Regions from separate parts of the Homo sapiens genome. Here regions 1 and 2 are each linked to region 3. The links are chromatin contacts, found by Hi-C or POLR2A ChIA-PET in ENCODE. All regions are on one chromosome and are shown on one strand. The core of a region is the stretch at or near the end of the contact, and the rest is flanking DNA. Distances in the headings are between cores, read along the strand shown. Region 1 holds the start of NDFIP1 (Nedd4 family interacting protein 1). Region 2 holds the start of GNPDA1 (glucosamine-6-phosphate deaminase 1). Region 3 holds the start of NR3C1 (nuclear receptor subfamily 3 group C member 1).

What was found. A loop is a pair of places that touch in the nucleus more often than their neighbours do. ChIA-PET counts read pairs that join two places held with the same protein, here RNA polymerase II (POLR2A). Pooled maps may share reads with other maps.
Region 1: a loop to region 3 is called in a map of CD8-positive, alpha-beta T cell, with 5 times the contacts of the local background. The contact joins the promoter of NDFIP1 here to the promoter of NR3C1 in region 3. A Hi-C loop is called at or near these places in 1 of 168 maps with a recorded cell type or tissue (CD8-positive, alpha-beta T cell) and 8 of 50 pooled maps. POLR2A ChIA-PET finds 5 or more read pairs at or near these places in 1 of 52 experiments (T-cell).
Region 2: a pooled map shows a loop between it and region 3 (16-fold over the local background). The contact joins the promoter of GNPDA1 here to the promoter of NR3C1 in region 3. A Hi-C loop is called at or near these places in 1 of 37 single-sample maps with no recorded cell type and 6 of 50 pooled maps. POLR2A ChIA-PET finds 5 or more read pairs at or near these places in 1 of 52 experiments (activated naive CD4-positive, alpha-beta T cell).

The regions. Positions count from the first base shown.
Region 1 is chr5:142,107,297-142,110,061 of GRCh38, reverse strand. It overlaps NDFIP1 (Nedd4 family interacting protein 1), which reads right to left and starts at 1,283. Exons shown (of 8, transcript NM_030571.4): 1 at 1,025-1,283. The coding sequence starts at 1,087. RefSeq lists silencers at 854-923, 994-1,123, 1,184-1,453 and an enhancer at 1,031-1,532.
Region 2 is chr5:142,011,566-142,014,387 of GRCh38, reverse strand. It overlaps GNPDA1 (glucosamine-6-phosphate deaminase 1), which reads left to right and starts at 1,361. Exons shown (of 7, transcript NM_005471.5): 1 at 1,361-1,393; 2 at 2,347-2,476. The coding sequence starts at 2,353. RefSeq lists a cis regulatory region at 1-94 and silencers at 1,236-1,505, 2,177-2,236.
Region 3 is chr5:143,402,378-143,405,189 of GRCh38, reverse strand. NR3C1 (nuclear receptor subfamily 3 group C member 1) reads left to right here and starts at 1,504. Exons shown (of 9, transcript NM_000176.3): 1 at 1,504-1,979. It overlaps LOC128966704, which reads left to right. Exons shown (of 2, transcript XM_054328421.1): 2 at 274-524. The coding sequence ends at 304. RefSeq lists enhancers at 309-448, 489-558, 1-603 and silencers at 609-1,878, 2,119-2,198, 2,409-2,508.

The sequences.
Region 1 (2,765 bases), core at 34-2,533, 1.3 Mb after region 3:
CTTACTTCTAAAATATAAAATTGTAGATCGTCTAAGATAGGACATTTTATTTGATAAAAGGAGGATTGACATCTGTATGCACCGAAAGCATCTGAAACATGACAAACACAAGCCGTTATTTGCGGTTCCAATCAACATCAGTTTACCACCTGGCTCAATTCCCACCATTACTGTATGTTAGATTAACACTTCCAAAAACCCTGCAGAAGGTCTCTAAATTTCCTGGGGGAACTTAGCTACAGACGCGGAGTGAAACAAGCAGCTCTTTTCCCTGGGGCCTCAATGTATTAAATCAAACCCGAGAAAATGATCCAATCATTTCCTATACATTTCCTCCCCAGCTATGCCATCAAATCTCTTAAAACGTCACTTCCAAGCATTTAAAATACACCCGGCACACGCCCTGCAGACTTCATCGTAGCTCTCCCTTTTGGGGCATCACCACAGCCAAACATCGCCTCTTCCAAATCTACTGCAAACTGCGGGCTTGTCTCTTGCTTCATTTTTTACTTTTGTCTTAAAACGGAGGCGAGGGGGATGGGTTTCGACAAACTAGGCTCTGAAACCCTGAGCAATAGCATCTTGCTGTGGGGAGCTATCGGCAGCAGCAGAGATTTTAATCTTTTCTCTCCACCCAGTTTCCGTTTCATGCTTTTTTCTTTCTTTCTTTTCCAATGACATCAAACCAAAGGTGGAAAAATGAAAAACGAATGCCTCAGATCGATGCCGCCTGTGGGTCGCGGGTTCTGACTCAGGGACCCGCCCGCCCTGGGAAATGCGGGAAACGAGGCCGGGAGGAGGACTTTCCACCGCCGGAGTCCCACCTGGGGTCGCAGACGGGCAGGCCGGGCCCGTGGCAGCCTCGAATCCGAGCCCGGGGCCCGACCCGCCCCTCCAGGCCCAGCGCGGCCTGCCAAGCCCCGGCGTCGAGTTGGCCGCGGGCCGGCCAGAGAGGCCTGAGGCGGCCAGCGGGCAGGGCAGAGCCAGGGACCGGAGTTCGGGGCTGGAGTCGGGCGCCGCTTACCTGCTGGTACCGGCTGCCGCAGGCCGGCTCGACCGCCGCCAGCGCCGCCAACGCCAACGCCATGGCGCAGCCGGCAGCAGGGAAGCAGAGCGAGCGAGCGAGCTAGCTGAAGGGGCGCGGCCGCTGCGGCTTGGGAGCGCTGGGAGGCCGAGGGGGACGCGCCTTGGGTGGGTCTCGATGGCCGCCGCCGCTCCCGGGCGAGACGCTCTTCTCAGGCTGTAAGCACCGCCGCCGCCGCCGAGGCTCCGACGCGGCCCCTGGGGAAGAGGCGGGGACTACGACGACGGCGCTGCGCCGCCGCCCCACCCCCGACTCGCGCCGCCCTGCCCGGCCCGGCCCGGCCTAGCCTAGTCCTGCGCCGCCGCCCCGAGGTGCACCGGCCCTGGTGTAGTTGCTCCGACGACCTGAGCCTCCGAGGCTCAAGTGTTGTATTCGATTCCACTAAAAACGAATTACTAACAGGCCAGCCCAAAGCAAGGGCGATGCTGCTGATGAGCACCTCGTGCCAAGCACTGAGCTTCACCTACGTGCCCTCATCCAGCCTTCAGCACAACCGCCCTGACGCAGGGACCACAACCCCATTCTCGAGGTCGTTGGCAACCAGAGAGGTTGACAATCTTCACAGCAGCGACCTGATCCCTCGTGTCTGGCAGCAGAATCGTGGTTCTTATTCACTCCCTTCTTTTATCTGCCGTACTCATAAACCAGGGGTCAGCCAGCGACAGGGAGGGGGCCAAATCCGGTCTGCCACCATGACTGTGAAAAGTACATGAAATTCAAGTTTCAGTGTCCATAAATAAAGTTTTATTGGAACACAGCAGCACCCATTTGTTTGGTATGGCCTGCAAACCCTATAATACTTGCTATCTGACATTTTACAGAAAAAGTTTGCTAACCCTAAATCCTTGAGAACTGCTTGGATCTCAAATCCTACTTAGGGTGGATGATTATAATAGCATCCTCATGTTTATGCCATCCTTTAGTATTTTAACAGCCTCATCTGCGGAATCGGAAACAATATTTTCCAAAAAAGCTCCCTGACTCGGTGACATGAAGTCAAAACTTGAAGGGTTTGGCCATGCTAAAGGCTTTCCCGACCACAGGAACAGGTGCAAAGGGCGGTCCAGAGAGAGATTGTCTTGTGGAAGAACAGAAAGGAGGCTGGCATAGCTGCCATATAGGAGATACAATTATCAGTGTTTCACAGATGAGGAAGTTATGCCCAAAGAAATTAAATATCTCACCCAATGACACAGAGCTACTAAGGGGTGAAGCTGGAATACAACTCCATTAAGCCAGCTTTCTTACCCAGTATTGCACAACTAAATTATAAGCTTTGTGAAGACAAGAGTATTTGTCTTTTAAATCTTATTACCTCCCAATGCCATGTAGCACAGTATAGCTATATAGCAGGCTTGCAAGGTCTGTTTCTTTCACACCCAGCCATCTGCAATTGCTTCTACCCACATGTCCTACAGAGAAAAACAAAATCTTCCATCTCTGAAGCTTGTTGCAATTCCCATTTCTTCTTCATTGCCTTTCCAAGTTGGCAGTGTAGAGGTTATATTAATATGATTATTGTCTTAGCTTCTAATTTTGAAGTTTAGTTAATTATGTATTTTAAAAGAGAACTGTGTTTAGAACACACCCTGAGGTTTCTGTATATATGAGAAAATTGTAATCAATAAAAACTCTAGATGTTTACCATCTTCACTTTGAGTTCTCTCTCAGCATCCAAACT
Region 2 (2,822 bases), core at 112-2,611, 1.4 Mb after region 3:
GATTCAGCAGAATTGCAGAACGTGGCCACCCGGCTGACTGAGGAAGGCCCTGTCCCGTGGGCATAAAGCCAGGATTCCTTTGGCCTTTTGCTGCTGGAGGAAAACTAGGCTGATTCAGAAGGTCTCACCACTGCTCCCTAGCACTGACTAAAGTCCGGGATGTCAGACTATGAGGTCATATATCACAAGTCTCTGTACGCCTTTGATCCCCAGTTTCCACATCAATAAAATGGCGGTAATCATATCTGACGATTGGGCGGGATTCTATGAAATAATGCGCACAAAGCTCTGGCAAAACCCTATGTAATGGAAGATGTTACTGATGACCAGCACTCAAGTCCTTCCTCCAGCCTCCGCATGGAAAGTTCCCAAGTGTCCCTAGAAGTCTGGAACACTCTAATGTTGACTGGAAAGAATAAGATGGATCTCTTTTTCTGATATGGAAGCGTCCCAAATCCAGTCATACCAGCTGGGAGGCAGTGCCCGCTAGCGGTAAAAAGCATGGATTTTGGATTTGGACAGATCCCCCTGAATTGAAGGCACAAGGGAAACCACTTGTGCCTCTGGCCAAGTTAATTTTTCTCTCCAAGCGTCAGTTTCTCCACCTGTTAAAAAGTAACGGCAAACCTACCTCACTGGAGCTTAATAAGGATTAAGTGAAATAATGCAGGTCAAATATCCGAGCCTTGATATATATAAGCCTCATGTGTATGTGTTCCCATTTATGTAAAATAACAGTGTAAGCATATTCAAAGAAAGCAATTCAGAATGTACTCTTAAACTAAGCAATGGTTATCTTGGTGTGGGGAGTTGGGGAAACCAGGGGCCTGCCTTTTTCTCTATTATATAATGCTGCAAAGTTTGATCTTTAAAAAAGGACATTAAAAAGCCCAATTGTACTTTAAACAACACAAGTTTTAATACTTGGGTAAATAAATGGCATCTAAACAAAGAAAGAAACTGAAGGCAGAGCCAGGCCCAACCCTAGGAGACTGAGGAAGCGATTCTGCTTTGCCTGCCCCCAGCTCAACCCCTGCACTAAAACCCCCCGGCCCCAGCCCCAAGGTCCAGGGGGTTGTATTCCTGGGGGCGACCCGGCGCCCCTCAAGTCTCCCTCCTCTTGCACACACACACACACAAACCAGACTCGAATCCCCGCCTCCCAAGGGAAAGTGTTTTTTAAGGTCTGTTCCAGGGCCTGCCGGGGCCAGGGACCGAGGTGGGACTGAGTGGCCGGAACTCCTCCACCTGGGAGAGTCGGTCCGGGTAGCTGCGGCCAAGCTGAGTCAGCCCGGCGGGCGGCGCACGCGGCGCCGCGTGACCCGCAGCCACGTGACCCGCGCGGGGCCGGGCCGCCGGCGCAGTCGCTGCAGCCGCCGCGGGAGGCGTCCGTGTAAGTGGGTAGCAGGGCTGGCGGGGACCTTCCTCGCGGGCCGGAGCGCGGAGCGCTGCCCCAGCCCTACGGCACTCGGGGTCGGGACCCCGGGGAGCCGCCCTCACACATTTTCCAGGAGGGATCGGAGGGGCGATGGGGTGGTAATGGGGGTGGGGGACACGCTGTACCCCACCGACGACCGCGCGGGCCACCTTCGCCTCTTTCCTTCACACTCCCACTAACCGCAGTGCTGGGGGAACAAAATGTCCTCCTTCTGGAGCGATTACCTTTTCCCTTTTGTGCTTTGGGGGAAACTGAAGACCCAGAGGGGTTCGCAAAGCAAGGTGGGCCAGTAGGAAGACCCCTCCGCTAGTCCAGAGAGAGCACACAGCTCCCCAGGCAGAGCTCATTGCCCCACCTGCTCTAGTGGCCCAGCATGATCCCATGACCTCTCTACTTCTGGAGGAAGAGTCTTGGGGTAGACGGCGGGGAGGGGGTAGGGTATCCCGTTCCGGTAGGGGCAGGGATGAGGGAGGCGGGGCTGAGCCGAGCATCTATCTGGATGGTAACAGCCAACGTAGAAAATACTAAGTTGTTTACATGCATTCTCTCATTTCATATTACCCGTCGTGAAGTCTGTGAAGTAGGTACTATTGTCCCAATTTTTACATAGGAGGAAACGGCTCAGAGAGAACTTAGGTCCTTTGACCGAGGTCCTGCAGGTGGTAAGTGAAGGAGCTGAGATTAGAACCCAGATCTGCCCCCAGTGGCGCCTCCTCGTGGTCTGTGGGTGGTGGAGACGACTGGCCTAGCCTCTTAGCTCCTCTGTGAATAGAAAGGCCTTTTTCCTGGCTCAGACAGCTTGGGAAGGGGATTGTTGCTGGGTAAGAGAAGCTTCTCCCACCACCTCCATCTCTTTCTCTGCCCCTTACCATTGATTCCTTTCTGTCATCCCCTCTCCCCCACTGCAGGACAAGATGAAGCTCATCATCCTGGAGCACTATTCTCAGGCGAGCGAGTGGGCGGCTAAATACATCAGGAACCGCATCATCCAGTTTAACCCAGGGCCAGAGAAGTACTTCACCCTGGGGCTCCCCACTGGTGCGTTCTTGGATGGAGAGGGTGCCGTGGATAAGGGTGGAGAGAGTAGGCAACAGGGGCCAGGTACACCGGCTCACTCAGCCAAGGGACTTCACGGGGGCTCTGGGGTACTGGTGCTGAGAGAGCACCTTCCTGCCCCTTCCACATACAAAGGACCCAGCTTCCCTTATGGGTTGGTTTAGTCGCTGCCTGTCCCTGCAGAATCCTGGAGCAGAAGGGATCTTGGTTGGCAGGAAGAATTTGATTTTTAGGCTACATCCTAAGTCAGCCCTGTCCACCAGGGTTTCTTAACAGAATTAAGTCCTGATACCCTAAGGCATTCATTTTATGTAATGAATTAATTTCT
Region 3 (2,812 bases), core at 255-2,754:
TTTCCCAGAGTCACAAAAATCATAATCTGTGCCGCACAAGGTAGGAGGCTCGGTCCCGGCATCGTCCAAGCCTTCCCGACGCGGCGAGCTGGGGAAGGGAGCTGGGGCGGGGGCTTCCCGCACGGGCACCCCTCGCCCCACGGCCCTCTCCTTTCTCAGGACGGACCACGAGTTCCCTTCCCCTTGGACTGAGGGGGAAGCTCCTAACAGGAACATCTGTAGGGAGTTGAACGCTGGCATTTTAAAGCTGCCTGTATTTTGTTTTATTTGTAGGGGCAGGGGTCCTATGAACGTGATAGGGTGAGCAACGCACAGAGTCGAGGGCAGCAAATGTCAAGATTCGGGGGTGGGGCCTGCACCGGGAACTTGGACGCGGGCCCTGGCCGGGGTGGAAGAAGAGGTCAGGAGTTTCGGAAGGGGGGCTATATTTCGCCAGCAACTTACTATTTCGCCTGCAACTTGCTTTTAAGCCTGCCGCCCCCTGCTTTCCTTAATCATAATAATAAAAAAAAAGTGCAAAGAAATCCAGCTCGCTGGAGGTTTTGCATTTGGCGTGCAACTTCCTTCGAGTGTGAGCACATTGGGCGGGAGGGGTGGGGGTTGAACTTGGCAGGCGGCGCCTCCTTCTGCCGCCGCCGCCGCCTCGCAGACTCGGGGAAGAGGGTGGGGGACGGTCGGGGCGCGGGGGAGGGTGGGTTCTGCTTTGCAACTTCTCTCCCAGTGCGAGAGCGCGGCGGCGGCAGCTGAAGACCCGGCCGCCCAGATGATGCGGTGGTGGGGGACCTGCCGGCACGCGACTCCCCCCGGGCCCAAAGTACGTATGCGCCGACCCCCGCTATCCCGTCCCTTCCCTGAAGCCTCCCCAGAGGGCGTGTCAGGCCGCCCGGCCCCGAGCGCGGCCGAGACGCTGCGGCACCGTTTCCGTGCAACCCCGTAGCCCCTTTCGAAGTGACACACTTCACGCAACTCGGCCCGGCGGCGGCGGCGCGGGCCACTCACGCAGCTCAGCCGCGGGAGGCGCCCCGGCTCTTGTGGCCCGCCCGCTGTCACCCGCAGGGGCACTGGCGGCGCTTGCCGCCAAGGGGCAGAGCGAGCTCCCGAGTGGGTCTGGAGCCGCGGAGCTGGGCGGGGGCGGGAAGGAGGTAGCGAGAAAAGAAACTGGAGAAACTCGGTGGCCCTCTTAACGCCGCCCCAGAGAGACCAGGTCGGCCCCCGCCGCTGCCGCCGCCACCCTTTTTCCTGGGGAGTTGGGGGCGGGGGGCGAAGCGCGGCGCACCGGGCGGGGCGGCCACGCCAGGGGACGCGGGCGTGCAGGCGCCGTCGGGGCCGGGGTGGCGGGGCCCGCGCGGAGGGCGTGGGGGCAGGGACCGCGGGCGCCCCTGCAGTTGCCAAGCGTCACCAACAGGTTGCATCGTTCCCCGCGGCCGCCGCGCGGCCCCTCGGGCGGGGAGCGGCCGGGGGTGGAGTGGGAGCGCGTGTGTGCGAGTGTGTGCGCGCCGTGGCGCCGCCTCCACCCGCTCCCCGCTCGGTCCCGCTCGCTCGCCCAGGCCGGGCTGCCCTTTCGCGTGTCCGCGCTCTCTTCCCTCCGCCGCCGCCTCCTCCATTTTGCGAGCTCGTGTCTGTGACGGGAGCCCGAGTCACCGCCTGCCCGTCGGGGACGGATTCTGTGGGTGGAAGGAGACGCCGCAGCCGGAGCGGCCGAAGCAGCTGGGACCGGGACGGGGCACGCGCGCCCGGAACCTCGACCCGCGGAGCCCGGCGCGGGGCGGAGGGCTGGCTTGTCAGCTGGGCAATGGGAGACTTTCTTAAATAGGGGCTCTCCCCCCACCCATGGAGAAAGGGGCGGCTGTTTACTTCCTTTTTTTAGAAAAAAAAAATATATTTCCCTCCTGCTCCTTCTGCGTTCACAAGCTAAGTTGTTTATCTCGGCTGCGGCGGGAACTGCGGACGGTGGCGGGCGAGCGGCTCCTCTGCCAGAGGTAAGAAGCGAGGCGGGAGGGGGCCGGGGCGCGCTCGCTCCCCCGAGGTGCCGCTGGGACCGGAGACAACTCGGGGGCCGCCGCGGGAGCCTACAAACTTTTATTAGCCTCGGGGAGTGGGGGTGGGGGGCTGGCAAGGGCCGGGCGACGGTGACGAAAGGGCAGCGCGCGGGTGACAGCGCTGGCCTCTTCCTCTCCCTCCGCAGGCGTCCCCTGGCCGGGCCGAGGGGGAGGAACCTGACCTCGGACGGCGAGCGGAGCCCTGTCGAACTGCCGGGGGCTTCGAGCCTCTCATTCCTCGCGGGAATCCTGGCCTCTTTTCTCCCCCTAGTGTCCCCTTTCCCTCCAAGGGGGTCGCCCGACACCCGTTTTCGTGGTGAACGCTAAGCCGCGTCTGAATTTTACTCGCCCGAATATTTGCACGCCACCCCGGCGCGCCCGAGCGCGAGCCCGGGCTCCGGGGAGGCCCCGGCGGCGCCTGGCTTGAGGAGGGCGTGCGGGGCGCGTGAGGGTGCACACGCGGGGGGCTGACAGCCCGCAACTTGGAGACTGCGGCCGGGGCCGGCGTTATCTGTTAGAAGTGGGCGTGTCGGAGAGAGAACTCAACAGGTCTGGACGTACTTCTCTTTTAACCTCGCACTTTTTTCTCTTCTCCACCCCCGCCCCGCAAGGGCTTGCTCTTTAGCGTTTGTTGTTAATTCGCGCCTGAGGTTTCTAAGTGGCCCCTTTTAGAAAAAGACCCCCTGTAACCGTAATGGTTTTGTGCTGCGATTTTTACAAGTGCTAGTTTGACGTTTGGGGTTGCAGACTTGATAATTGCAACCTTGTAATAC